Linked DNA regions of Mus musculus: all the other regions are linked to region 5. The links are chromatin loops, found by intact Hi-C in ENCODE. Cell type or tissue: left cerebral cortex. All regions are shown on one strand.

Region 1 (4,000 bases), 1.1 Mb after region 5:
GCGAGGCAACTGTGGTGGTTTGGATGAGACACCCCCAAGTTCTTCGGCTTTTAGCGAAGCAGTACCCAGTTGGTGAACCTGTTTGGTTAGATTTAGGAGGGAAACCACACTGGGGTGAGCCCTGTGGTTTTAAAGCTCAGGTGCCATTCTGAGCTGGCTCTCTCTCTGGTTCCTGTTTTTGGTTCAAATTGTGAGCTCTCAGCTGTTTCTGCCTCTGTTACTACCTTACTTTCCCTGCCACGGTGGCGGTGGATTCGTGTCCCTCTGGAACCATAGGCCCCCCAAATAGGCTATTTGTTCAATAAGTTCCTTGTTCGTGCTTTCTTATCACAGACACAGGACAGTGATCAACACGGTAGTAAGTGCGCTGGTTGGGTGGGAGGCAAACTCACGGGCCTGTGGAAACAGACACGGATGCTCTGCAGAGCAGGGAAAGATGGTAGCGACTCCAAGGCTGTCAGGTCTCTCCCTCTGGCCTCCTGATGTGATAACGGCTCTCCTTTGTCTATCTCACTGTCCCCATGACATAGCTGATGGACTCTGATGGACGATAAGCCTATTTCATCCTGTCCAGGATTTTTGAAAAGAAACAGAAGAGATCTCCCTCCCAACTACAGTCAATGCTTACTATATAAAGAGCAGGACCTGACACAGTTTCAGCTACATAGAAGTAAGTTGCAGAGAATCACAGTAACATTCTGGAAGAAATATGAGATGGGGCGAGCATGCTCTGGTTCTCCTCAATAGCCTGACCTGAGATAGTTTCTGAAGCCAATGCTTTGGTTCATGCCTCTCGTGCTTCCAGATTGGGTTTCTGTTGCTTGCGACCCTTGAATTTTGATGAACGCAGGGTGCGGTCCTCAGATGAGATGTTCCTTGCACTTTCAGTCACTTACGAAAATACCAAGATCTGGGATCCTCCTGTTTTAACTAAAGAACTGCAGTATGCTTGAAGTAGCATTAGTCCTGGCAGTAAGATAAGAAGGTGCAGTCCTGAGGTAAAGGCTGAGGGGGGCAGGGCAGGGGGCAGGGCAGGGGGCCAGGCAAGTGTGTGGGAACAGTGGGAATAAAGGAGGGATGCGGAGTCAGGAGTCAGAAGAGATTTCAGAGTGAAAAATGATCTTGAAAGGGAGTCTTGGGAAGAGACAATAAACACATTTTACTGCTTCCATAACACGGGGCTCTGAGACCAATGTTTGGGGTTCATAATCAAACGGTGACTGCTGGATAGAAAGGGAGGCATGGCACTTATTCTCGTCCCTTTACAATATTTGCAAGAACTCACTGGCTCTGAAAGAACTCAATCAACCCTGGAGAAAATTATTTGAAAATTTGTTAGCATTCTGTAAATTCAATACACTATTGCTAAGTAGTCAAGGAGACAGCCATGGGGCCATTAATGTAGACTCTTCTAGTGGCCCCTTATTTAAAACATGACAGCTACAGTGGGGGAGCATTAGAACCTCATTATAACACACGCACAGCTGACATCTTTAGGTTGGATTGTTCATGTTTTTAAGTCCTAGAGAAAAGCCCATTAAAGTCGTGTTACTCACATTAATTCAACATTTAGCTACTTACAATACAAACCCCAGTCTTTTGGAAAATGTCATTTAAAAAGTTTTGCCATATATGGACATTATTTATGGCTTGAGCCCTATTGTCTACTTATAATATACCCCCTTTATCAGACCCAAATGCCCACTTCAGAGATTTTCATTCTGAGCAACAACTGGCTTCTTACATTATCCAATGATGCAGGAAAGTTAAATTACAACCAGTTCATATCATAGAAACAAAATGTTTCCTGCAATTACTGATAAGGGACAGTTCATTTTCTCTCTGTCATCCTGGAAAAAAACCCTCCTAACAACAATTCATGCCTGGTTAAACAGGATTTCCACATCTCCTGCTGACATCTTTCCAAATAATTCAGGGCTGTTATTACTGTATAGCCCTGGCAAGGCTCAAAAGCAAGCAGACTTGACGAGTCTGCTCAAAGCACAGCTTAAGTAGTTGTAATTAATAATAATTACATGCCCACTACACTCCAGTTTTATCATATTATCCGTCAATGCAAATAAAAAAAATCCCCACGCAATGCACTTGCAGCAGGATTGGTCCATTAATAAAGCAACTACATAGATGTCATCTTCATAAAGTTTAAAATATTTATGCTGATTCTTGGTTTTAGTTGATCTTCACTATTCTGTCTGTTTGTAAAATTTAGCCTGGATGCCATACAGCATGTGGCCACATTTTATTTTTCTTCCAAAAGCCTCCTCAATTCCTGCCGTGACTCGGATTCGAACCGAGGTTGCTGCGGCCACAACGCAGAGTACTAACCACTATACGATCACGGCGAGCTACTGACGAGCTGAACACAAAGCTTCCCTTAAAAGCCACTGCAGTATTAAAATTTGTGGAAACACTGCCATCTATTGCCTAAGTGTGTACATTTTCTTGATATTGCCAAAGATGAGCTACGCCTCCTCTGTTCCTCTCTTGAGAAGCCAGCATCAAAGCTCGCAATGGAAGCAGCTCTGCCTTCTTCACTTACTGGGAAAGCTGTCCTAGGAGAGGAGAAACTGGATCCACAGCTTAGGATATGTAGTCAAGGTAGCAAGGCGGACAGAAGTTGGCGGGTTGATTCATGCTTCCCACTGTTTACGCAGCGAAGGCTGAGCATTGCCCATCCCGCCGGCCACCTACGATGCTATACTGAATGGCATAAATTGGAGTCTCTTTGTGTTCTTTCTGCTGTTTATCTTATTTCCACATACTTAGGTAGCACCACCATACATTTCCAGGGGAAATTTATTATAAATTTTCTTGTAAAAATTATCCTCCACAAGGTATTTGAAGGGCTGAGACTCTTACAAGGATGTGCCTACAAGAGTCTGTTTTTATAGAATGGGCAGTTATTGAATTATCTCTTTTAAGCCTTGGAAACCTAGGAGCACCAGGCTGGGCTAGCAGGTGGGTGAGGTGCCAAGTCCGTGTGCTGATGGGTTGCTAGGAGCTCCCTTGTTTCTGGAGGGAGCGTGTTTCTGGAGGTAAGCTTCAGACATAAAAGATCACTTTCTCCTCTCTGGTCCATAGCTCCTCTCTCTTCTTCATAGATACACTTCCTTGCTGTGGTGTGGTAGAATGTTGCTGCCCACTTTCCTAAGCCGTAAATGGTCAGTGTAAGAAGAGAGGCAAACAATGCTAAATGAAGCCTAGCAGGCCACCAGGTGCTCAAGGGACAAAACAAATCTCTTGGTGAAAAAGAAATAACTGTTTTCCAAGCCCAGTCTTGAGTGAATCAGATTTGGGTGGGTGGGTGGTTGGTTGGTTGGTTGTTTACTAGGGTGGGTCTGTTACTAGCCGAAATACTATTTTTAAGAAAAGGACTCCCAAAATACAAATTATGAAATGAGATTCTCTTTAAATTGTGGATTGTCACCTATAAACTGGAGGGGAATAGACCATTTTTAACCTCTGCTTTTTCTACTTAGGGACCAATAATGGCATCAACCCCACAGGACTGAGAATAGATAGGCAGGTGCTTATCAATACTTAAAACAACCCTGTCTCAGTGTAAGTACTGTAGAAGCCTTAGTTATCACAGTTTCAGTAAAAACATCTCATTAGCTCCTGGGAACCATTTCATAAACATCTGCCAGTCTAGGATATACTACACAACAATGCCCCAAGTAAGGTTTCCTCTCTTGTGCTATCTCAGGGCCCTGCTATGTCTCCATACTCAGGGTCCTAGGCTGAGGGGACAACTGCTCTCAGGAGCTGACTGCTCGTTGAGTGATGCTCACTGCTTGATAAATGGGAAGAGAGCTCTGGAGATCCTGAAATGAGCAAGTAAACACTCTTTTGAACAGCTGGGGGTCAAACTCTTGGAGAGAGAAATGTGAGTTTTAAATATGGTACGTAATCGTCATCAAGCAGACACTGGGTACTTAGGAGTTGTTGGGAACCATATTGAACAGGCTCTACTGACTGG
Region 2 (4,000 bases), 1.1 Mb after region 5:
ATCTGCCTGGCTTGCTCTTAAATTGCATGCTAGGAGAAAGAAAGAGTGGTTACCTTCTTGTGATCAGCTCAAAGGAGGGGACCATGTGATATAGAACTAAGGTCAGAAGTCTCGTGAGTGACCTCACTGGGGGATTTTCTTCTGTATCTTAGTGAAGCCTGTGGATGACTGTAGTCCCAAGTGACATCTTGACAACAAGCTCATGATTGACTGTGAGCCAAAGCTATCCAGTAAGCCCCTGACCCCTAGACACTGCATGAGATAATCAGAATTTGTTGTTTTAAACTGCCACGTCTGGAGCAATTTGTTATGCAGCAATAAATAACTTATACACAGTCTTAGGTTGTCTTTCTGTATGTTCCCATATAACTCATTCATGATTGCAAGTACTTATTCACTGGGCTGGCCCCTCCATGGAAATACTTATATTTTGGAGAAAGAAATTAAGTTGGTGATTTCATCCTCAGTGCCAAGAGTAGTGCTTACTACACAGAAAGGACTCAGTCAATGTCACTGGAAAAATGAATAAGATGAGGTGGAATAATAGCCACGGTGTCAAGCGGGCTGATGGGACCTGCCAGCTGAGGAGCAAGCTTGTGAAGCTGAAATTGAGTTATACTCTCCAAGGTCCAGAGGTTCAAAACAAAGTTTCCTTCTTCTGCTATGACTTTCCTTTCTGCTCCCCTCCACGTCTCTCCAAGTTGGCTGCAAGTGGAAGGAACAGTTGCTTCAATTCCCCCAGTTATGAGAAGCTCAGACCATGGCAACGCTTGCTCCCTGAGAACATTGCTGAGATGGGGGGTGGGAAATTAGAGTAGACAGACACAGGGACAAAGAAGCAGTACAGATAAGGATGGGAGGGGAGGGGGAATTGTCTTATTTATTTTGATTTTAAAAATAAGTTTGTCTAGAGGAGGCTTAAGTTCAGCTGCTGCTCTAAGTGGTGAGGTGTCCGGTTACAAATGTTCTGGGACAGACATCTCTCCTTGAGGCTTCACCACGCCCTCTTTTGAGAGCCATTCCATGTGATCTGAAGTCCTTCAGGGGGGCTGCCGCTAAATGGAAGAATATAATAATCCCAGGCATGCTGTCTGCAGACACTCCTGCCTTTTGCACATGCATCCTCTGTTGATAAAGTCTGAATTTATATTAGGAAGAACAAGAACTGTCTAAGAGAAATAACAACAAAAAAAGTATGGGGGGGGGAGTTTGATCATGGAGGAACGGTTGGGGAGACAACATCTTCCAGTGAGCTTAGGAGCCCACACAGTGTGGGGCACACTGTCAGGAAATGTTAAGTAATATTGACCACATATTTTTCTGTATACCTGAGAGTAAGGAGTAGGGAAAGATGTCCCATCTTGTGTTTTCTCATTACAGACCTTTTAGAAGAAAATATATAACATTCCCTTAGTGTGGGAAACAGGGCTTGCATGTGGAACAGAGGAGCAGGATTTTTAGTCCCCCATCTGTTACTTCTAATTTTTAACTACAAACAGTTCAACTTCCCTCAGTCTTAGACTTGTTTTTGTTTCTTAATCTATAAAGTAAGGGGTGTTTAGCAGCTTTCCCTGCCCCCAGGACTCCCTGAAAACCTGTTGACTGAATTCAACTGGGATTCTTGAGATCAAACAAAATTTTTAAAAGATGTAAGCAGAATTTTGGAATGTTTGATTAAATTTAGGGTCTATGAATACAAGGGGTGACTCAGAGGTTTCCTGCCAGCTTGGGATGTTGTGTTGCTATTTCTGAAGGTAACTTAGTGTCACTCCAGAACACATGCATAGACCCAATACTAAGCTTTTACTGACCATGACAAACTCAGTTTTCAATTCTACATTTGCAAAAGATTATTTAGTAAAACTCAGCATCTGATGACAGAAAAGAATGAGAGAGGGAGAGAGAGAGAGAGAGAGAGAGAGAGAGAGACTGAGAGAGAGAGAGAGACCTTTGCGAACATTTTGCCAAAAGGTAATAGGTTTTCTTATAGTCCCTGTGTCTCAGAAGTTTGATCTCATATAATTCCTTTATAAATCATCATTATTCCCTTACATTGCCTTAGTCCTTGCAGTTTCATTAGTGAAAATATATCTAGGGTGTATTCCCACAGTCTCTTTCAGTATAGCAAGACGTGAGACACGCTTCTTGCCAAGTTTTCATAGTACATTGCAATAACTCTATAAAAAGAAGACATACAGAGACAAAGTGGCTACCAAAGGAAAAAGGTTTAATTTTCCCTCAGTACTGAGGATTGAACACAGGGCCTTATGCAAGTTGGTCAAATGCTCCACCACAGACCTCGATCTCCACTCTACCCTCCCTTTTCTTTTAACTTTTCACTTTGAAACAAGTCTAGCTAAGTTATGGCTAGGTTTCACCCGACTCTGTAGCTCAGGCTGGCATTCACCTTGTGATCCTCCTGCCTCAGCCATTCTAAGTAGTAACAGGGATTATAGGTTTGCTCCTCAAGACTGGCTCTTTCTCCATTTTGTTCATTTTTCCTTTTATCCCTTTCCTCCTGGGAAACTCACTTGTGAGTCTGTGGCCTGGAGAAGGTTGACCCTCTGAGTGCCTTGCTCTTTCGTCCATAAGATGGAATTAGTAACATCGCCCACCCAACAGGATCAGGAGAATTAAACTTACTGTATATATACTAATACATACTTAGCAGTGTGACTAGGATACAGTAAATTAATGATAATTGCTATTACAATAATAACTAATTTTAAAGGAAAATAGCTTTTATGTAAATGTAATTTATTTAAAACATGACCCGGAATGTTTAAAAGTATATATACCTCTGGAGCTTGACAACCAGGTTGAATGCTTCTGGAAAGGGTTTCTCCAAAAGCTATAGACACTCCCTGTCTTAGTCAATGCTCTATTGCTGTGAAGAGAGACACCAGGACTAGGTAAATGTTTATAAAGGAAGACATTTAATTGAGGATGGCTTACAGTTCAGAGGTTTGGTCCATTATCATCAAGGCAGAAAACATGGCAGGATGCAGGCAGACATGGTGCTGGAGGAGGTGAGAGTTCTACATCTTGATCCACAGGCAGCAGAAAGAGAAAGAGCAACCTGGCCTGGCTTGAACTTTTTGAAACTTCAAAGCCCACCCCCCAGTGATACACTTCCTCCAACAAGATCACACGGTCTAATCATGCCACTCCCTGGAGACCAAACATTCAAATCTATGAGCCTTGGAGAGAGACATTCTTATTCAAACTACCACATTCCTCACACATAGTGCCAACTAAGTCAAATCCAAAGGCTGTGGTAGTTTGAGTTAAAATGGCCCCTGTAGGCTTAGATGTGCCACTATTTGAGTTGGTTTAGGAAGTATGGTCTTGCTAGATGACATATGCCACTGGTAGACAGGCTTTGAGTTTTAAAAGCTAACATCGTTCCCAGTTCATGGGCTATTTGTGCTTGTAGTTTAAGATATGAGCTCTCCCTTTTTTAGCTGCTTCTTCCACCTACCCCCACAATTCCCAGACAGGATGGACTCTTATCCCTCTGGAACAATAAGCCCAAATAAACCGTTTCTTCTGTAAGTTGTCTTGGTTTTATATAACAATAGAAGAGTAACTAAGAGAGAGATTGGTACCAGGGAATGGGCTATTGCTGTGACAGACCTACCACTCTGTGTATGTGCAGAGCATGGACAATGCTGAGACTTTGTAGTAGGAAAGTGGTTAAATACTATGAGCAGGCATTAATGACCTATCCTATGGGAGCTTGTAAGGTCTTAGTGCTGAGATCCATATAAACTGTGGAAGCCTAGATCAATAGGTCTCAAGATGGGGGAGAATATTAACAGATGGGCTAGAGGATGTTCCTGTGTTAGTTTGGCAAAGAATTGGCTACCTTTTGCCTTTGTCCTAAGAACTTGCCCAGAGGCTAAATTAAAAAGTAACCAGTTAATTTTTTGTTTGTTTGCTTGTTTTTTGGCAGAGGAAATTTCAAGGCAACATATTGAATCTATGGTGTTGCTGTTAT
Region 3 (4,000 bases), 66 kb after region 5:
GAAGGGGTTCATTCACCAAGACCTGTGGCCACATAGTCTTAACTTAGCAGTGTGAACTAGACAATGCCCTCCCTTTGTAGGGTAGCGCCACAAAGCTAAAAGAGTTTAACTGATTCAAAGCCATGAGCAGGCAGAGATGTCTCCCAGACAAGGCTAGAAGGAAATTTACCCACTTCTGAATCTGAGATTTGAGCTGCTGCCCTCCCTGCACATTTTGTCCAGAGGCAGTTGCCTTTAGAAACCCACGGAAGGACAGTGTCACGCCACACACAGGTTCAGTAGTACATTGGTTCATTCACCTGAGACGTTTTTCTTGTTCATTATGTATGCAGAAATAGTAAGGGTTGTTTCTTATGTACCAGACATCCTATTAGAGTATATTGTAAACTTTATCTCATGAGAATCTCAGTAAACCCCATAGATTAAGTAGAATGCTGTTACCATCCTCTTTCCATGAAAGAAGTAATCCGAGATTAACAAGTTTGAGTGTCCTACCTTAGGTCACACAGTTTAGAAACAGCAGAGAAGACCCTTGAATGGGGTGGGGGAAGAACCTGCCGTAGGAAAAAAGATTCTCTGAAGCTTTGACACAGTTAGGAATGCTTTAGGAAACCACTGTGGTTTCCTAAATTACAACAGAAAGTTTAATACGAAGGGTGGCGATTTAACAGAAATGTTTCTTTCTGGATGATAAAGGTAGCATCTCTCTCTCTCTCTCTCTCTCTCTCTCTCTCTCTCTCTCTCTCTCTCTCTCTGTCTGTGTGTGTATGTATGTATGTATGTATGTATGTATGTATGTATATGCACACACGTGTGCGCGTGCCAGAGTGAGAGAATACAGTTATAAAGGCGAGGAGTTGATGGGAGGAGGTGAGAGTTGAAGAACGCTTCTAATTTAGCAGCCTACAATTTACTAGAAATTTATGGCAACCCTCCCACCACAGACTGGTGGAGGTGAGGGAGGGTCGTCGGGGAAAGCCTGTGCAGTGGAGCCAGAGCATCCACGCAGCAAGCTCAGGCCACTCTGCTCCTTCCTCTGTCAGTAGGAAACGCTTGCTTTGCCTTCTGGTGCCTTCACACCAACATTCCTGACTCTCTCACACCCGCCTCTCGTGTAAAGCTTGTCAGGTCTCACTTGGTGAAGTGAGTGAGACTGGAGAACATCAGAATGTGCTGTTCAGGAGTTCTGCTTCAGAGCAGGGAGCCAGGCTGCATAAAAATGTGGCCAACGCTGCAGTGCGTGGGGGGATTTAAGGCAGCGGCAGCACTCACGGAGTGAGACCAATGAGATTCATTGCAGGTGTAGACCGTGGCAGTCTCCACGAAGTCTGGAGCAAGGGCTTTGGCAGGAACATATTTTTTATTTTATTTTTCAGTTCTTTGATTGCCTTAATTAAAATACCCATTGCAGCAAATGTTAGCACTTAGTAAAAGAACCCAGTGTATCTTTGCCTCAAAGTTGTGTGAGAATTAGAAATGATCTATGGTTCCTAAAAGAAATAACCATAAAGAAAGAGCTTGGATTTTTTTTTTTTTTTTTAACACAGCAAGAAGCATGGAAGTATAATGTAAGAATCTGAAACTTCCATTAAGACTTCTCAGTTTTCGGAATCCAAGTTTCATATTTGTGCCTGGTGGTAGTAAATGCGAATGTTAACCCAACCCTAATTGTTTTTTAGCTTTTGCCCTGACTGTAATAAAGGCTCCCAGGCTAGGAAATGGTTCACAATTTGTTAGTGGAACAGGAAATTTTTATTGGTAGTGGAGCATCCACATGACTGCTGATTTCTATTTATAAAATTCTTCGCATTTTTCCTTCAGGTTTACCAAGGGATTTGGTATTTTCTAAGACATTTAATTTGGTGTCTGGGTGCTTCGCTAAGTAAATAAACAGAAATTTTCTTTCTGTTGCTAGACAAAAAAAAAAAAAAAGTTTTCTTTTAGAAGTCAGTAGAGGGCGCTGTTGGCATTTGATTTGGCTTTCTAATACCGTAGATGTTCCCTTCTTAATTAATTCAATGTTTGAAATCAAACCTCCGTTTAAATGTAATGATATTAATATGTGAGAATAGATGTGTAAACGTGGAGATTTTCCATTCCCATTAAACCCACAGAACCAAAGGTCTCTAGTTCTCCTCTGAGCCCCTTTGAGAGTACTTATGTATAGAAATGTTGGCTGCTATACATTAAAGCTGCACACAGTTGAGTTCATGCATCCAGGCAATGATTCAACATTTTGGAGACTGATTGCAAGTCGGGGAAGAAGGCAGCTTCCTGTGGTTTTCAAGAAAAAGGGGGAGAAAAGAAGGCAAAAGAGACATTAGCCTTAGAGCCCTACTTTTTAAGTTTTTCAAAAGAAACATTCTATTTGCTAGGTTTAAGGTAAAATTTATTATAGTTAATCCAGGAGTAAATATGTTTTGCAGTTAAGATTCTAGGTACATTTGACACTATTTTTATCCTTAATTTTTAAAAAGTTATTCTATTCCTTCTATTCCAGTTTGAGTTCCTTGGCCACAGGCTATAAAGATTACCACAGTCCCAGTATTTGAAGGATATTTCTACTTTTGGTTCATAGACTTTCATTAAAATAGACTACAAAATAACAATCTCTAAGAACCCCACTCAAGTTTTGTATTTATTTGGCTGATACCTCTATGATGTGTGTGCACTAGCTGTAAGTAGGAAACCGTGGATCTGTGGGGAACCAATGAAGAGAGGATGGAGACTTTATTTTCAAAGGGCCTCCAAGAATAAATACACAGCCAAGCAGCCCAGGTGAGCAAAATGAATGCTGGCTTCTGATCCATCTAGAGTTTTCTCTGTAAAGTGAAGATGAACGTAAAGTGCGCAGCGTTTAAATCAGTGACATTAAAGACTTACCACTTTACCAATCCTAAAATAGAAAATGACTCTCGGGGACAGTGAAGGAGGCAGCCTTCTGTTTGTGGTATTGTAGCAACGGCTTCTGAGGCACCCCTCACACACATACCGCTGTTGCCCAGGGTGGAAGGCTCCTTCCCTGGGTTGCACAAAACAGGGCATGCAGTTGATCGTGTTTCTGAGTATACAAAGAAGTGCTACTTTCTGGGGACAGTAAAACACATTGCATTTTGCAAACAAAACATCAAGCCAAAGGCATGTCACTGTTCACAAAACACATGGAACTTGTTGGAAGGCAAAGGGAAAGAGATCGTTGGCGTTTTAGTGGAAAGGTAGAAAAGAACTATGATATCATCAGGCAGCATCGGGTTCTCTCCGATCGTTTACACTCTTTAGTGTGTCAGGGTTGGTCTGTGCTTGTGTTGATTTCCGGCCTTCCAATCGAGATTAGTTTTACTTTTCATTCTCATAGGAAAAGCGTGACTCTGTCGTTCAGGTAGAATCGAAAAACAAATAGAAATGCTTTGTGGTTCTTAAATGATCTAGATAGCTGGGCAAAAAGGCCCAGTACTATTGCAAGTATAATTTTAGGTGAAAATTTTGTTCCATGTGAAGCATTAATTTTAATAGAGACTTATATATAAATGCTCATTTGAATAATAATGTAAAATTAAATTTAAATTGTAAATACCGTCCAGTACTAGCTGTTTTCTGGCTCGAATTCTTCAGCACATATGGTGCTAGCATAAGCTTGTGCCTGTCTGCCTACTCTGGGTAATTTTGCATGCAAATAGTTTTAGTGCCTATGTTGAGGTGCTAAAACGTGTTTAGTACACTTGAAAATATTTGCATTGCAAAAGGAGAGTGAATCTCCTGAGGAAAATCGAATTGATATTTTGTATTAAGAGACCACTCTGGGTACCGTGTGGTCTTCTTCTATGAAGAATTCTGTTTACAGTACAGCTAGCATTTTTAATTGACCTTTAGAAGAAAAGGTCTGGCAATAGCTTTGCCAACTTTATAAACCGTTGGGCCATCTTCTGGCAACGTTCTTCACACGAATCAGTGGGGCAGAGAGAGAAGGACGTTATCTAGCGGCTTTTGCTGGACTGTCACT
Region 4 (4,000 bases), 1.4 Mb after region 5:
CACCCAGACCAAACTTTCCTATGTTTGATGAAATAGAGCATCTATCAATCCCTCAGAACTAAGAATGCACAGAAAGCACAAAAAGAAAGCACACTGTTTAGCTTACTGCGAATAACCACATGGATTGTTTGCTTTGTGAATAACCCTAAAATCAATATCTAATTACAGATAGGCTTTCATCTACCAAATGGTTCAGGATACTTCTTCAAACGGTCAATTGAATTAACATAGATACTCAGGGGAATTACTACTAGTAGTAAGGACCCCAAGATGCTTCCATTTGTGGGACCTCATGTATTTATCTAAAGTAACTATAATAGTTCCCTATTGTACATATGAGAAAGCTGTTGTGAGCAATCACTAAGTGCAGGCCTGTTCAACTCCAGATCCAAGGATAATTATCCCCACTATATCCCCCGGGAAGGAGATATGGAGACCACACGAACGTTGACAGTTGCTTTTCACGATTCCACACACACACAAAAACGGGTAAGCCTTAAAGTTCTTCATGGGAAAATATGTCTCTTGTAGCTTGGGTGGCCAATACCTACTGGGAAAGAAAGGCTTAGCTAGCATTAAGGAAGGATGAAGGGGGCAGAGCAGGGTGGCAGGCCACATGGGCTAATAAGGGCCGAGTCCCAGCTACCATACTAACCAGCTGCACGCGTGTGTAAGCCTCCTCCAGCTCTGTGCCTCTGTTTCCTTGCCTGCAAGTTCTAAATTATGACGGTTTTAGTGAATAAATAACATTAAGTAGAGCTAAAAATCATGAAATTCTAAATGCCTATGGTTCATATTGTGTGTGTAAGTAGGCTCTGACTGGTTGTTTTGTGACGACAAAACACTATTTAGAATTTTGTTTGTTTATTTGTTTTAAAGCCTCCCTCTCTTGTCCCCTTAGTGTGCGTGTGCGTGTGTGTGTTCAGAAGACAGCTCTTAAGAGTTGGATACGGGGGCAGGGGGTGTATGTTGGGGATTTAGCTCAGTGATAAAGCATTTGCCTAGCAAGCGCAAGGCTCTGGGTTCAATCCTCAACTCTGGGAAAAAAAAATTTAAATTAAAAAAAAATAAAAAAGAGTTGGATAGGGAAGTAAACTCAGGTGTTCCGGGCTAAACCCGCACCCTGTTTGTTATCAGAAAAATGTGTGTTTAGTTTCAGGAAAGAAAACCAAACCAAAATCCGTGTCTGCTTGGGCACAACTATTCCGCTCAAATACCGAGACAACGCAGAGCAATGTTTACTTCCATGAGCCCCCTCAAAAGGAAGTAACAGACAGGATGCTGGGCCCAAATCTGAGTTATTTTTGAATTATCTGTCCGCGGGCATCTTTCTTCACGGGTTTGAGCCATCTCCAGATGATAGCGTCATCTCCAGCATGAGCCTATGGAAAGAGATCTCTGTACAAGGATGCCTATGCCAATCTCAACCAGTCTCCTCAGAAGCCATAGCGCTGTTAACCACGTGATAATGACTCGACTGTGACTAACAACAAGGCTTGTAAAGGGTTCAAGTGTGGCGAAAGCTAGTATCATTGCTGGGGGTAAATTCTGTCACTCACACCATGCTGGCTGGCTTGCGGAGGGCCAAAGGTTTGTACTCACTCAGGGGCAGAACTGAGCAACACTGCATTTCAGTAGAACCATTTTTAAACGACTATAAGGCTGAGTGAAGTCAATTTGTTAACAGTTTTAGAATGTAGTCAACTATTTTTCTTGAAAATAACGTCTTTTCTTTTCTTTTCTTTTCTTCCTTTCTTTCCTTCTTCTTCTTCTTCTTCTTCCTCTTCCTCTTCCTTCTTCCTTCTTCCTTCTTCCTTCTTCCTTCTTCCTTCTTCCTTCTTCTTCTTCTTCTTCTTCTTCTTCTTCTTCTTCTTCTTCTTCTTCTTCTTCTTCTCTTCTTCTTCTTCTTCTCCTTCTCCTTCTTCTTCTTTTCTCTTAAGGTAAGTTATCGCTATCTAATCTTTAGCCCGTGATCTCCAGGAATCAGTTCCCTTAGGCAGAGGCAGTTTAATGGGTGTTTATAGCTTCAGGATTTTAAGTCCAGATACCTGGTCTTCCTTGTTCGTACCTGATCCCTAACACCCAGTGCTGTGCGCCTGGCATATGGTAACCACGGGACCAACATCGTCTGTGGGGTTATTTAATAAACCAGGCTGAGGGACTGCACTTGAACAGGCAAAAGAAGCCGCATCAGAACGCATTTCTGAGACAGGATGTCTGGGTTTGCTAGCAATGGCTGTAGCACTCTCTGGTGGCGAGTGGTGAAACTACACTACAGAATGAGGACACGGAAAATCCAGCCCTGAGAACATTTTCTCAGTTTCTCTTCCCGTTCACAATTCGACATAGAGGGAGCATAGTAGGGCTGTGCTCGTTTATGCTATTATTTATGTCTTGGATATGGTGAACACAAAATTTAGAACGAATTAAATGTTCTCTGAGGCGTCTGGGAAAGGCAGTAAATAACGAAAACGAATGCAGCAGGAGAAATGGACGGATGGACCTCATTGTGACCATCTGTCAGCCAGTAAATTATTCAAGGTCTATATCCAGAAGCATCTGGGAAGGAGGCACAGTCACTGAAATTATCCTGCTCTGTTAATCTTGTTAATATCACAGATTTGTTCTTGTTATGGCCACTATCCTACATCATATATATTTGTGTTTATAAATATCACTTAATATCCCCTCTACTCTATTTTTGTTTATACTATCTTCTTCTTGCCTATAAGGCTTGTTAACTTACAGAGGCAAGTGTTTTCTTTCTTTCTTTTTTGTAAGAAAGAATATATTTGGCTGCTTCTTTCTACTTCATCCCACCCCCACCTCCGTCCCCACCCACCATGGCTCAGAAGCCAGTCGTGACTAACACAGTCCTAGAGTGACCTCTGGCTGCAATACGAACACACACAGGCTTTGAGCTCAGTCCTGAAAGGCCTCCAACAGTCACTTCCCAGGGTGTGAAAGGCGATGCATTTACAACCGTGATAAAAAGGGTGCTGTTTGCTGAGCCTTTTAGTGCCTTTATAATCTGGGAACTACTGGTTTCTCCATCATCTAGAAATGATACAACAGAAATCCCCTCTCCAAAATAAATTGCATGAGCCTATGAAATAGTCCATCAATTTACCCTATTAATTGTAAAGGTTTACCCTGTAAACATTTACCCTATAAACAGTGAAAGACCTGGTATGGAAAAGATTATTTCACGTTCTTAATCGGATAAACGTGACATGCAGAGCCAGTGAATAATGGAAAGTTACCTCTGGGGAGTGGCAGTGTTCCCTGTGGGGTCCATGGCCTGAAATTCCAGGATATCGGAAGTCACTTGCAAAGAAGGGTTTATGATGTAAAGGATGGTCTTATGGCTTAAGTCCTTCTGGCTAAATCGCTCGTGGATGAATTCACCTACAAGCAAGAAATAGATGGATCTCTCATGGATAATCAAATCAAACATCACTTGAGAATTAAAAAACCACACAGCTGTTTTGTTTCAAACAGATTTAAGGAATAGAGTGCCGGGCTGGGGGTTCTATTCAGGCGGTAGTACTTGCCTAGCATGCATAGAACACACCCAAAACCCTGTATGGAGGCATACACCTGGAACGCTAACACTTGAAATAAAGAGAAAGGATGATCCAAAGTTAAAGGCTGTGTTCTACTACATATCAAATTTGAGGCCAGCCGCTACCTGAGACCTTGTTTTAAAGAGAGAGAAAAAAAAGCCAAAGTCCATTTAAAGAAAATTAGCATTGTTGCACCCATGCTCAGATACAAATAAGATTGACTCAAATTCCTCTTTAAGTTTGCTTTGCTTTGGAGATACTTGCCTTATAATCCTAAACTAAAGAGAAAGGGAATGGGGAGTTAATAAAACCTGTCGCCTCTGCCATCCTGTTTAATGAGTTGTTGTGATCATTGCCTTCCTGAAGCAGAGCTAATATAAAATTTAGCAAAGCTATTAGGGGAAAAACCATATTTTTAAAAAAGCAGATGATAT
Region 5 (4,000 bases):
TCTAGTATTGAGAAGTTCTTGAGTGCAATTTTACAATTGTTGGTTACTTCCAGATTTAAGTGCCACAACTGCACCTTTCAGAGTATCTTGCCATTAGGTCACTGTTGCTCGTAGACCGAATGGCTGCGTAGGACTATTATCGGTTGATTTTCTCCTTTGGCAGTTTGCATAGCTTGTTCTGGTACTAAGAGTGTGAGTCCTCCAGGAGGACTTTGCCAGGTCAGTTCCAGATAAATTCTTCCAAGTCCTTTGTCTGACATGCATCTTTATCAATGTAGATCAAGTTCTTGGAGGCAACCAAAGGCAAAAGCCTATATATTTTGGCAGTCTTTTGAATGTTCCTGGATGATAATTTAGGAGGTTTCTCATGCCTAGCACTGGGGCTTTTGTTAAATTGCTATGGCCCTTGAAATGAACTTTGTCATCCCAAGGGGTATATATATATATATATATATATATGTGTGTGTGTGTGTGTGTGTGTGTGTGTGTATGTATGTATATGTGTGTGTATACTCTTACACTTATATAATTTTAAGAAAACAAAACAATGTGCAGCTAATGTAGTGCAAAGTATTAATGTGTGTTCAGAATGAGATTGCAGTGATGTCCTAAGATACAACACAAGTGAGTGCTTCCAGAAACATATCAGATTGACTCTGTGCTTGGCTCTGAATTAGTTTTTGGTTGCTGTGTGTTCAGAAACCCTTTCCTTTTGTCATATTTTGCAGCCCTCACATTAATGTATTACGGTATGTCCCACTGTTTAAGAAGCATGGCTTAAGCACCAGGTCTCTTGTTATGTTTTTGCAGAGTTGGACAGTTTTCTCTAAGGTTCATTTCTTTGCACTAGGAATGGAGGTGCACGAACACACACAGAGCATCGAGAGATGTTCATGGGATACTTTCTGCAACATTACTTTAGATTCCTTGTAGCCAGAAACTTTAATATTTATGCCTTCACTCTCCTATCTTGGGGAGTAAGCACCAACTTTCTAGGTTGCCATAGCTAGAGAAAAGGAATGGGAGGGTCATGTGGAGGTTGGATTGCTCCCAAAGACACCAGAGATGGAAGGTGGCTGGAAAAAACTTATATATAGAGGTGTAGGTCAGATAGAAGCAGAAGATGATCTGAACTTTGTCACACTCTATTAGCTTGAACAAGGATTTTGGCTTCTCTGAATGTCTGTTCTCTTCTTCCCCTGAGAAATAAAAATAACAGCACATACCTTAGGGACCATTATAAGAACTGAATGAGAGAGAGAGAGAGAGAGAGAGAGAGAGAGAGAGAGAGGAAACAGAGAGAGTGAGACAGAGAGAGACAGAGTGAGACAGAGAGAGAGAGAGACACAGAGAGACACAGAGAGACACAGAGAGAGGCATCGAACACAGAAACAGTTTTTAGTGGAGAAATACAGACTAACAAATGCATGGAGAATCCTTATCCTCCCAAGTAAAATGTCATTTTCACATTTTTTATTATGAAAAAAAAAAGTGTCTGAAACTAATTACTTGACCTTGGTGGGGAAATTCAGGCCTAGAGAATGAAAATGAGTGCCTAGGAGTCTACTGTTTAGAAGAACTAGGAGTGTTTCTTTACCAGTAGATGTCACTGCAGGCATTACACACGGACTATTTCTAGGGGAAAAAAAAGTCTCCTGTGAGTGTTGGTATAATTAAATTGGTAGAATACAGTTATGATAGGCATAAAGGGTATTTATTCTGAAAAGCAATATATTTTATCATGGTCATGAACTTGTAAAAACATTGGCTTAAGGAAGCTAACGCTTATGCCTTAAATAGGCTTTAATACAATATATAGCATAAGTAATAGAAGTAATAGAAACTTACGAGGCTTTGAATATATACAGTTGACTTTCCTGGATGTGATAAGGTTTGCTCTTTAGCATTATCCTACAGAATCTGACTCATAGAAAGAATTTGACGGGAAGTCACAGATCTGACTTCTACCCTTTAAATCTTTGTACATTTGACATTTTATTTCTCCAAACAGCCTTGTAAGATTTCCTAGGGAAAGAAAGATCTTTAGCTGGCTTAATATCAGCTCTCCTATTTCATCTTTCTCTGGCTCCTTAAGCATATAGTGTCCTATATCAGGAAGTTAAGTCACCAAGTCTTTCAGAAAAGTACATTTAATGGTGCCTGGGGAACTTACACAGAGACATACTGGCCACAATGAAACAGATCTCTGTTCCTTTTCTCCTGTGGTCTCAGCTGACTCCTTAATGTAGTTAGCTGGCAAGGTTGAGTTAAACTGCAGTGTGTAGTGTTCTCATAGAAATCCCTGCACTTGGAATTCAGTGGCTCTTTGGAGGTGAAGGGAATTCTTACCTATGCAGAACTTAAGGGCAAGGCGTGTGAATGTGGCCCCCAGCCACCCTGAGACTGAACTTCTCCTTACAAATCTTAGTTTAAGGTGATCATAGAGTTTTTCAAGGTGGTTGGAGGGCAATCTAACTTACCTAGGATGTTCAATGATGAACTCAGTATTTTTAGTAATAAATTAAAAAGTTATTTCAGTTTTCAAACTAGAAACTCACATATTTATACCTGCCCTGATGTGGGATGTTCTGGCCAGGCTTACGTCTACTGAGTTCATCAAGAAAGAGGAGAAAACCCAAGACACTTGAGTGTATCATCTCCCTGATGCTGAGTTGCTCTTGAAATAGTATGTTACTTTCTTTTCTCTTCCATCTCCCAAAGCAGGCTTTTAAGAGTCTCCTTTCCCTCACAGTGCTAGGATCTCATCTGGTTTGTATCTGTTGTAGGTCTTGTGCATGGTGCTGCTGTCTTTGTGAGTTCTGAGGGTCTTTTTGATGTCGCATGCCTGATCCATCATGACATGTCCAAGAACTGAGTTTCTCCCAAAGAAATTATATTACTGAAAAAAATCAATGCTTTGAGAAATAGTTACAAAGTACCTTAACACAAATTAATAGGTCTTCACCAACTGCAAATGCAGATGCTCCTTACAAATCCCACACTGTAGATCCCACAGTGGAGGCAAAACAATGATAAAGGCTTACTTCTGTCAACTGAATGACATAACTTGGAGTTTTTTTAGAGCAACATTCATACATTAAGTCTGGTGCATACTAGTTGACAAAGGCCAGTTTAGTAGATAGTTCAAACTTTAGGCTTGTAGTAAAATAGACCACCAACTGATACACTTTGAACACAGTGGTTAGAACCGTTCATTTAGTATTAATTCATTTTGTCAGCATGCCTTAGGTTGTTGTTGGAAGAAAGGTAGAAGGATTGGTGGAAATTCACTATTTGGAGAGGGAAGCCATGACTGAGCCTCGTATCTCAGATTCTAAATGCTCCAAATTTCAACCCTTGAAATAATTATGACCTGTTTTGTTTCTGAGATCTTTATAGTTCTTTATGTTTGATACAGGGAATAATTTCATAACTATATTTCTTTCTCCTTCTACAGCCCTCCAATATTGACTCCATGAAGGCAAGAGCCAGAGTGATAATCTGAAAGTAACCAGTTCATTTCTATAACTGTCTCACCATTAACTTCATTAAACTCTGCTGGCTTACTTTTTTCTTTCTCATATATTTCTGCTCTAATATTCTATGTGCTTTACATGAGGCTTTGGGGACACAGCAAAGAGGCATAGAAATAAATCAAAATGTATAAACATAAATAAAGTATGTTTCTAGAACAGAATCATATCCTGCCAAAAATTTAAATAGCTAAGTATATTCTAAACCCTAGAGTTTACTATAAGATGTGAGAGAAAAATACTACCCTGTCCACTTAAATGGAGAATAAACAACACTAATATTCCATCATCATACTATGTTTTTATGTTGTATAGCAGCATAATCCTCAAATTTGAGTTGCAGGTATGCTGCAATGGTGGAAGTCATTGGGTAATTTTATATATATATATATTTTTTTTCCAGTTAGTCTGAAACTTATAATTCATTTCATAATTTACAGCAAGAACACAGGTAAAGCTAATAAAGA
Region 6 (4,000 bases), 1.1 Mb after region 5:
GCATGGTGGCACAGGCCTTTAAACCCAGCACATGAGAGGTGGAGCTCTATGAGTCAAGGCCAGCCTGGTCTGCAAAGCAGGTTCCAGGGCAGCCAGGGCAACACAGAAACCCTTTCTCAGAGAAAAGAAGGGAAGTTGCTATTCGGTATGTGCCTCTGCCATTTCACAGGCACTCAAAGGCACCCGCAGACATGAAGATGCTCCTGAAGATGCAAGTTCCCCACGCTGCACACGGATGCCGAGATTCCTTCAGGTCGCCCCGCATCAGAGCCAAGCTGAGACTGCAAGAGGGGACCAAGTCTCTTTCCTTTTTGCCTTTCACACAAGAGCCAGAGCATGTGGTATGCAGCAGTTATCTCTGTGAAGACTACTTTTCAGTCTTTTGGGCTCTTGGTCATAAAAGGAAGATTGCTCTAGGTTTCCAAATGGGGTTAAATGGTTGTTCATATGTTTATCATTTTTGTGACTTGCTTGTTTTTTTTTTATACTCTTTTACTGAATTTGTCAGATGAATTTTGTCTCTTCCGTTAAGGCAAAGATATTACCCATTTTGTTTAGTCTTCTAGCCTCTTGAGCTGCCATTGTGCCTAGCATATTGTAATGGTGATAATTATAATAATTATAAGCCATTGAGAAGGCCAACAACTATAGGTACTTGCTGAGCAAGCCTAACAATGTGGTTTGACCTCCGGAACCCACATAAAGGTGGAAAGAGAGGACTGACTCCACAAAGTGCTCTGACTTCCATAGCCACACCACGGTGCAAGTACCCAGGCAGACACACCAGTGACACACACAAGAATTTAAAAACTTAAAAACCAAGTTGTAGTACCGAGGATCGTAGTGAGCATAGTGAGTGTTTGCATTCACTCTGCCCTCTGTACGGTTGCTTTACTTGCTCAGGTTGTCTACACATCCCTTCCGTAGGGTATATTTGCCAGTCATATCATGTATGTAGACAAAGAGAGGTGAGACGAGACCAAGGTATTTGTCTATGATGGGCACCCATCAAGTAACTTGTTGTTTAAATAGAGCATCTGCCCTAGGGCTCGAATGTTTGACAACTAGACTGACCATGGCCCTTACTCTAGATAGCATGGTAACCTTCTGTCACGGTCACTCTGGGAACTGGATTCATTCTTGGAAGCAGATGCCAAAGACTAGAGGAGACTATGACTCTAGTGCACTGAGGGGACTCTAAGTACAGCAAGTAAGGCAGAAATGTGTGAACTATGTGTGTGTGTGTGTGTGTGTGTGTGTGTGTGTGAGAGAGAGAGAGAGAGAGAGAGAGAGAGAGAGAGAGAAGGCTGTGTACCTGGATGGAAAAATCTGAGAGAGCATGGGCCACAGGTAGCAGCTATAAAAGCACAGGATTCTGAAGAGGCAGAAACATCATTGTCTCAAGGAAATTTGGGGGTAAAGTTCCTAGTGAGGTACACTAAAATACCCCAAGACCTCATCTAAAACCCTTCTAGTATAGAGCTACAGTATCCTTCAGTTCAGTCTTGTCTCTGTGTAAGAGTGGGCTATGTAAAGATCCAGACTTGCCTCAGGTTTGGCAGGCAGTTAGTGAGGCTGTGGTTGTTACTGCCTCTGTCGGCCTTTGGAATTCTTGGGAAAAGCAGAAAGCACAAATGACCAGGCCCCAGCTTGAAGGCAGCTGCAGCCATGAGTTCCGGTCAAAATCCCTCCTGTTTTGGATTTGGTGATCCGTGTGTTCACAAAATGACAAAGAAGAAAAGAGGAAGCAAGGGATGCAGTGACGACGTAGAAATGGGAACAGGAGAAAGTGAGAGAGGCTCCCAGCTGTCTGATTTGTGTGGTGTGATCCCTGCCATGGCTCCGGCTCGGCAGGATTTATGTGGCTTCATTAATCACACTTTCTTTTGAAATGGAATTTTCTGCCTTGGAGCCTTTGAACATTGACATCCAAACACAATATATTCCTTTAAAATCACCTCTGGATAAAGACAACCTGTGGAGGTAATTTCCCCAGCTCCTAGGTGGGGTCTGTTTGATTCTCAGATCTTGATGTAATGTGTGAAATTGGCCCCTCCCTGCCCAGAACAGAAAGGAGTTCCTTGTCTCTGACCAACAACAAGCAGTGCCATCTAGTGGCAATTTGTTTTTATTTTGGTTAATAAGAAAGGGGCCTCCCAGGCCAGCTAGTGTTCTCAGAATTTGGGGAAAAAAACAAAACAAACAAACAGACAAACAAAAAAACCGCTCTTGTCATGCAGTTAAATGACAGAGACAAGAGTGTCGTAGAACTGCCGCCAATCAAAGTGGCCGAGTCCAGGGTAGGCCTTTTGTTGAGGGGTTGTCAGCTTTTGAGGTCTGGGAAGTCGACACAAACCACACAGAACAAAGAGTTCCCTGGGAGGGGGAGGAAGGCAAGAGAGAACACCCTTGCCAACTACACAGCACCATGTCTAACTCTAAAACTGTCCCCAGTTTGCTGATGAGCAAAACCAGAAAGAGGTCACGCTGGAAGCCAAGCCGTGGAAGTGACAGAGGTGGGGCTAACCCCAGGTCTCTTTACAGTTTCTTTCAGAGTCTGCTTTTGTTAGAATTTCCCTTCCTGAAGACCAACCTGCCCAAGTCTCCCACTGACTGTCAGCCACTGAGTTACCAGTACCAGTTAGCAGAGGTAGGGTAGGGGTTCTGTTAGGATTTTTTAGACTGTGGTTCTTGTGGCTGAGGTGCTAAGGGAGAAATGGCCCACGCTTTATGTCTCCCTGCCCTTATCCTTGAGACTGAAGCCCAACAGTTGGGTATTTGCTAGCTCTTTGCAAAGCCAACTGCCTCTCTTGCTGCAGCTCAGCACCGGGCCTCAGGGCATCCTCAGGGCACCTGTGCAACAAGCTTTTTGCCTCAGCACTGCTTCTTAAAAGTGAGCTCTAGCTTGTCAGATCCTGTTTTAGCAAATCATTTCCTATGAATTGGTGAGCTTTAATCGTGGAAAAATAAGTTTAAAATATAGTCTTCATAACTGGAGAATGATTGTAAAACAAGAATATATATATATATATATATATATATATATATATAGTTTACTTGGGGTTGTTCAATGTGTGACTTGGTTAGAAAAGTAAATGTAGATTTTTGTTTCTGAAAACTGACTGAAAAAGAAACAAAAATTGTCTATGACTATAAAGTCTCTTCAATAAGACACGTTGACCATGGGACCCAATGGGCTAGCTCTGCTCCGTTGTACTGCAGAAAGCGAGAGAGAAAGAACATTTGGTTACAGCTGGTAGTAATGAAGTGTGTGTAGCTCTGGATCTTTAATCAGTCACTCAACTACAGTTATGTAGGTAGCTGTATTATGTTGTTTGAACAACCTCTAATAGACCACACAGGCAGACCAAATATGAGGGACATGACGTTTTAGGTTACAGAGCAGATTAATATATATTTGGCCACAACTACTGGCCAAAGGCACAGAAAATAAGACACTGCAGAATATTCAGCCCTCAAGTTAATATATATACCATAGTCCCCTTTCCTAAGGCTCAGGGGTCATTGAGGAAGAGAGGCCGGAAAGAGTGTAAGAGCCAGAGGCACGGACGCTACAGGGAAACATTGGGGCAGCTGCACATTGGACTCACCAAGGTTGTGACGTCACACACAAGACCTCTGCCAGTCCACGTGGGCCTGAAATCCCACCCCTAGCCAAGAAGCTATTGGCACTCAGGTTTCTCCAAGAATATAACCCCTGGTAAGACAACCACACTGCTCCAGCAGAAGATCACACATCCAAGAATAACTTGATGTTAAAAAAATAAAAGCCAAAAGGCACATAGTTGGGTGAATGGAGAAACAGGGCAGATCTCAGAAGAATTGAGGGTAGTAAAGTATGATTGAAGAACTAATAAAACATTTTTTTTAAGTCAGATTCACTGAAATCAAACAAAATAATCTCTTGCCACTGTAGTTGAGCCTCTTGAATATAGTAAAGAATACCATTCATTCATTAATTAAAACTACAGTAAAAGAA
Region 7 (4,000 bases), 1.0 Mb after region 5:
TGAAGGAGGTACAGAAGCTGACAATGAGCTACTGTTTAGTGGGTATCAACTGTGTGCCAGAGCACGTGCCATCTAGACATGTTACATAAGTCATCTTCCTAGCAGCTCTGACGAGTCTCATTAGCCCCAGCAAAATGTAAAAGATATAATAGGAAGACAGGCATAAATCAAATTTCTTCAAGTAATATAAAAACATAAACTGAAAGTGAAAGCCTTCAGCTTCACTCTTCCTCCCAAAATACCACCTATAGTTTTCATCTCAGTGGCCGAGTATATACCTGACAAATGCTATCATCTTTCTATGAGTCGAAGAGAAATGCTCTCAAGTAAACACAACATGGCTGCCTGTCTCCAGGCTCAGCCCTTCCCATTGCTCTCTGTGAACTAATAAGATGTATGTGAAATTTGTGAGTGAAACATTGTGATCAAAAAAGTTACAAGACGAGAGTTGATAGCAGCTTTTTGTTTTCTTTCTTTCTTTTTTTCTTTCTGTCCTGTTCAGGAGCCAAAATTGCTACATGTTTTCAGACACTGAGACCATATTAATTATCTGTAATAATTGTATACGTCCTAGGCCTTGTAATTGTATAAACTGTTCCTCTCCAAGCTTCATGACCAAGACCCTAAGGCTGCCTCCATCCTGTGGTAGCCAGGGCTGGGGAATGCCCATTAAGCTATGGCTTTCCTTGACTATCTCTTAGAGTTGTTGGGAGACTTCAATGAGAGATAAGAAAAGGGGCTGTGCAAATTTAAATCCTCTTTCTATAAATGTAATTGCTTTTTTTCTAAGATGTCTTTAGGATCCTCTATGCAGATGGAACAATGGAAAATTGTGTTTTTGTTTTTGTTTTAGGGGGAGCTGTCTCTCTCTTAGAACTGGCTATTCAGACCAGACTGGGCTCAGACTCACAGAGATCTGCTTGTCTCTGCCTCCTGAGTGCTGAGGTTAAAGGTTGAGCTGCCACATACAGCAAATTTGGGGACTTTGCAGAAGGCTGTGCTTTTGGTGGTTGGTGGTTACAGGAGATGCTCATTTATCTGTGGGAACAGGAGTGCAGGGTATCTCATATGGGAAGACGTTAGCATGTGTGGAGTAGATTTCTTCCTGCTGAAGTTGGTTAGGGCACAGAGAGATATAGGTACACTGTATTGAGTGGGTGACCGAGAGTAGCAGAGGTGTGTCCCCCACCCCCCAGATGCTTAGGCCTGTCCCTTTGGTAAGTATTTACTACCAAAAGCTAGTCACAGACTGTTGGGGACACATGCCTGTAAGAGGGTAACAGTTTCCCAGGAACAATTCTTTCATTTATTACGTTTCTTTTGTGAGTAGAAAGAATGAATATGTGCCTTTTCTCACGTGATGCTCATTTTGTCCTGATTTAAAAATTTTTTTTGCTTTGCATCTTTCTTTTGGATCATGATGAGAAGTGACAATAGGCCACTGGTAGGGTCTCCTAGGCTTAGCAGAGACACAGCCATGGGAAGGCCGCTAGTCCTTCCTGCTAAAGCCTGCAGCATGCACACAAGACTGTTTGGAGAATCTGGTGGCCTCTAGGAAGGAAGGAGATGAGATGAAGAAGCCTGGGGATTCAGCTGGTTCCAAGAAATGTGTAAGTAGAGGAAAATCGAGTTTCTTAAGACCAGCAAGGCTTCAGAGCCTGTCTCAAGGCTCTGAAGGACACCAGGACAAAGGATACTGCGCCCTCTGGTGTTAGATTCATATCGGATTCCAGAGAGCTGTGTGGAGACCAGCAGCCAGGAGCTTCCTAAACCAACCACAGAAAAGTTTCTTTTGTTTGCTAAGCACCTTGGAGTGGAATTTGACCTTCCTTTCTCAATTCTGCAGTCCAAGTAGAGACTGCTCTAGAGAGAGCTGTGTGCTGCATGCGGGCTACTGTATTTTATTTGGTTTTCTTTGCATAAAATTTAGGCTAGCAGGACAAAGCTTGTTTAAAAGCAAACCCTTTTGGTTGGTCTGCAAACAATAATTCTGCCTTGTGGGTGATGATCTGGTTTGAGGGGAACCATTTAAAATTTCAGAACCCCTTATTCCTTCTCTTAAAAGTAAAGAGTTTTGAATAAGATGTTCAAGGGCTCCCTTAAGCTCCAGGGTTGAATAACTGGTACACTGAGCCATCTTTTCTCGGAGCCCTGCAAATGGAATTTGTTAATTTCTTTGCAGGTGCAGGCACATTTTAGCATCCAAAGTTTCCTGATTCTGAGCAAAGATTTTCTAAAAGCGCAAAAAATATATCTCTTTTCAGCTCAGAAGCCCCTCACCCTCCAGTCTCAAGTGAAAACCCAGCTAGGAAGCTGGAGAGTGAGCGAGCACCACTCAGTCTCTGCTATTTCTTTTAAAAATAAAGTACTAAGTGTTGTGCTGGAAATTCTGCTCAGTGTCGCATGTGGTAGGTGTGAATACATGCTTTAATTGTTCTAGGCACTAGACCAAAAACTTCTCCAGAATTAGCAGGGTTTTCAGCTATAATCTGGCTAACATTTTTCTGCAAATAGGTATGAAGACCAGACTGAGTTGCCATCAACAATTACAGCTATTCCTCATCTAGTCAGGTGATCAGCCCCGGGGAAGAATTATGGCGCCACTGAGAGTTTTCCACTCCTCAAACCTGTATGTCTTGTCTCTGACGTGAGCAGTCGGTTATGCCTCCAGGCGGCCCCTTCCTTCTGCACTGCCTTTCAACTGTTATCTCTGTGCAATGGGCACAGTTTATTATTATTATCATCACTACTAGGGATCTCATGATTGCCCCGTAAAGAATACTTGAGCAGCAGCCTTAGTTCTGTAGCTATGAAGAGAAAGGGTGCAGTTGTTGTCCCGTATGAGATGGGGTCTGGAGGAGCCGGTCTCCCTCTGAGAGAGGTAAGCCAGGAAAAAGAATGTTACACAAAGCATGCAGATGAGATGCTTTGTGTAACTGACTCCTGCCTCACAAAGGGAAGACTCTGGGTGAGAAGGCTTTACCAGGTGGCTAATGGCAGTGACTTGGAGTACTGTGTCCCCCATTAAAGGAAACAACTGTGTTATGGGCTAAAATGCGTGCTTCCAAAATTCACCTTACCGTTCTAATCCCTTGTACCTCAGAGTGTGGTTGTATTTGGAGATAGGTTCATTTTTTTAAAAACTCCGTTCATTGATTACTTGTTTATTTGTTGTGTGTATGCACTTATGGAGGCCAGAGGACAACTTGTAGGAGTTGGCCTTCCACTTTTTGGGTTCCAGGGATCAAATTTAGACGATGATCAGTTTTGATGATCAGTTTTGGCAACAAGCACCTGCTGAGCCATGTCATCAGGCCCACGTGACAGGTTCTTTAGAGACATAATTGTGTCTCAGTGAGGTAAGCCTTAATCTAGGGTAACTGGCCTGGAACAGATGAAAGGTTGACAGAAATGTGTATAGAGCGAGACCATATAAAGATACAAGGACAAGGAACCAGATGCAAGGATCAGAGGCCCGATATAAACCAAGGAAAGATCCTCAACCCTGCTGATAACCTTGGTCTCAGATGTGAGACTCCAACTGTGAGGTGATTGCCTTTGTTTAAACTGCTAGATTTTGTGGCATTTGATTGTGGCAGTTCCATCAAACTAAAGCAAGTTGGTATGTGGCAGGAGCCAATTATGTGCATCCATTTGGAGATACAGATCCCATGTCAACAGATTTTCCAGTGTGAGAGTCTTTTATTTTTAAATTTTGGCACGAGAGCTGGCTTTATGGGTGTGCAACATAAGCAGTCACACAAGATCCATGACTTAGAAGCGGTCCATGTTTGTCTTGATGTGCTGCTCTCTCCAGCTTCAAATTCTTAATTTCCAACAGGGATCTTGTCTTTTCATATGTGACTAGGCCTCTGGACATCATGGAACTAGTCTAGTGACAAATGATATGAAATGCAAGTGATGTGTATATTAAGATTATGGGAGCCCAAATAAAACATGGCTGGGGGCTACAGTGACCTTGGGATATTGCATTGAATTT

What was found. A loop is a pair of places that touch in the nucleus more often than their neighbours do. Peaks named below come from ENCODE experiments on the same cell type or tissue, not always from the same donor. Only the 100,000 strongest peaks of a DNase experiment are listed, where the experiment ranks them.
Region 1: it touches region 5 in a loop (4-fold over the local background); 13 of 42 quality-filtered maps call a loop at or near these places.
Region 2: it touches region 5 in a loop (2.8-fold over the local background); 13 of 42 quality-filtered maps call a loop at or near these places.
Region 3: it touches region 5 in a loop (2.3-fold over the local background); 5 of 42 quality-filtered maps call a loop at or near these places.
Region 4: a loop joins it to region 5, with 6 times the contacts of the local background. A loop is called at or near these places in 7 of 42 quality-filtered maps.
Region 6: a loop joins it to region 5, with 6 times the contacts of the local background. A loop is called at or near these places in 14 of 42 quality-filtered maps.
Region 7: it touches region 5 in a loop (10-fold over the local background); 8 of 42 quality-filtered maps call a loop at or near these places.

The regions. Positions count from the first base shown.
Region 1 is chr4:82,617,332-82,621,331 of GRCm38, forward strand. It overlaps n-THgtg10 (a tRNA gene), which reads right to left and starts at 2,363; the gene lies at 2,292-2,363. In left cerebral cortex, a CTCF peak has its summit at 2,430; DNase peaks (open chromatin) are centred at 2,460, 2,966 and 3,691; H3K27ac peaks cover 366 bases.
Region 2 is chr4:82,597,674-82,601,673 of GRCm38, forward strand. No RefSeq gene overlaps it. Among named protein-coding and RNA genes, the nearest start is that of Gm42305, 5.6 kb to the right of the region's middle. In left cerebral cortex, no CTCF peak of the experiment used is centred here; a DNase peak (open chromatin) is centred at 2,163.
Region 3 is chr4:81,562,580-81,566,579 of GRCm38, forward strand. No RefSeq gene overlaps it. Among named protein-coding and RNA genes, the nearest start is that of Mpdz, 120 kb to the left of the region's middle. In left cerebral cortex, a CTCF peak has its summit at 1,966 (motif pointing right); DNase peaks (open chromatin) are centred at 1,193, 2,102, 3,131 and 3,634; H3K4me3 peaks cover 1,063 bases; H3K27ac peaks cover 1,232 bases.
Region 4 is chr4:82,931,598-82,935,597 of GRCm38, forward strand. It overlaps Frem1 (Fras1 related extracellular matrix protein 1), which reads right to left. Exons shown (of 37, transcript NM_001198811.2): 27 at 3,264-3,408. It overlaps Gm33260 (a long non-coding RNA gene), which reads left to right. Exons shown (of 3, transcript XR_390683.3): 2 at 387-489. Among named protein-coding and RNA genes, the nearest start is that of Gm33260, 9.9 kb to the left of the region's middle. In left cerebral cortex, CTCF peaks have their summits at 2,257 (motif pointing left) and 2,917; DNase peaks (open chromatin) are centred at 2,241 and 2,905; H3K4me3 peaks cover 745 bases; H3K27ac peaks cover 578 bases.
Region 5 is chr4:81,496,726-81,500,725 of GRCm38, forward strand. No RefSeq gene overlaps it. Among named protein-coding and RNA genes, the nearest start is that of Mpdz, 56 kb to the left of the region's middle. In left cerebral cortex, a CTCF peak has its summit at 1,595 (motif pointing right); a DNase peak (open chromatin) is centred at 1,599.
Region 6 is chr4:82,612,264-82,616,263 of GRCm38, forward strand. No RefSeq gene overlaps it. Among named protein-coding and RNA genes, the nearest start is that of n-THgtg10, 5.4 kb to the right of the region's middle. In left cerebral cortex, CTCF peaks have their summits at 2,112 (motif pointing left) and 2,317; a DNase peak (open chromatin) is centred at 2,054; H3K4me3 peaks cover 393 bases; H3K27ac peaks cover 247 bases.
Region 7 is chr4:82,540,613-82,544,612 of GRCm38, forward strand. The region is part of intron 1 of Gm11266 (predicted gene 11266); the gene reads left to right. Among named protein-coding and RNA genes, the nearest start is that of Gm11266, 35 kb to the left of the region's middle. In left cerebral cortex, a CTCF peak has its summit at 1,721 (motif pointing left); DNase peaks (open chromatin) are centred at 107, 1,084, 1,712 and 2,455; H3K27ac peaks cover 2,298 bases.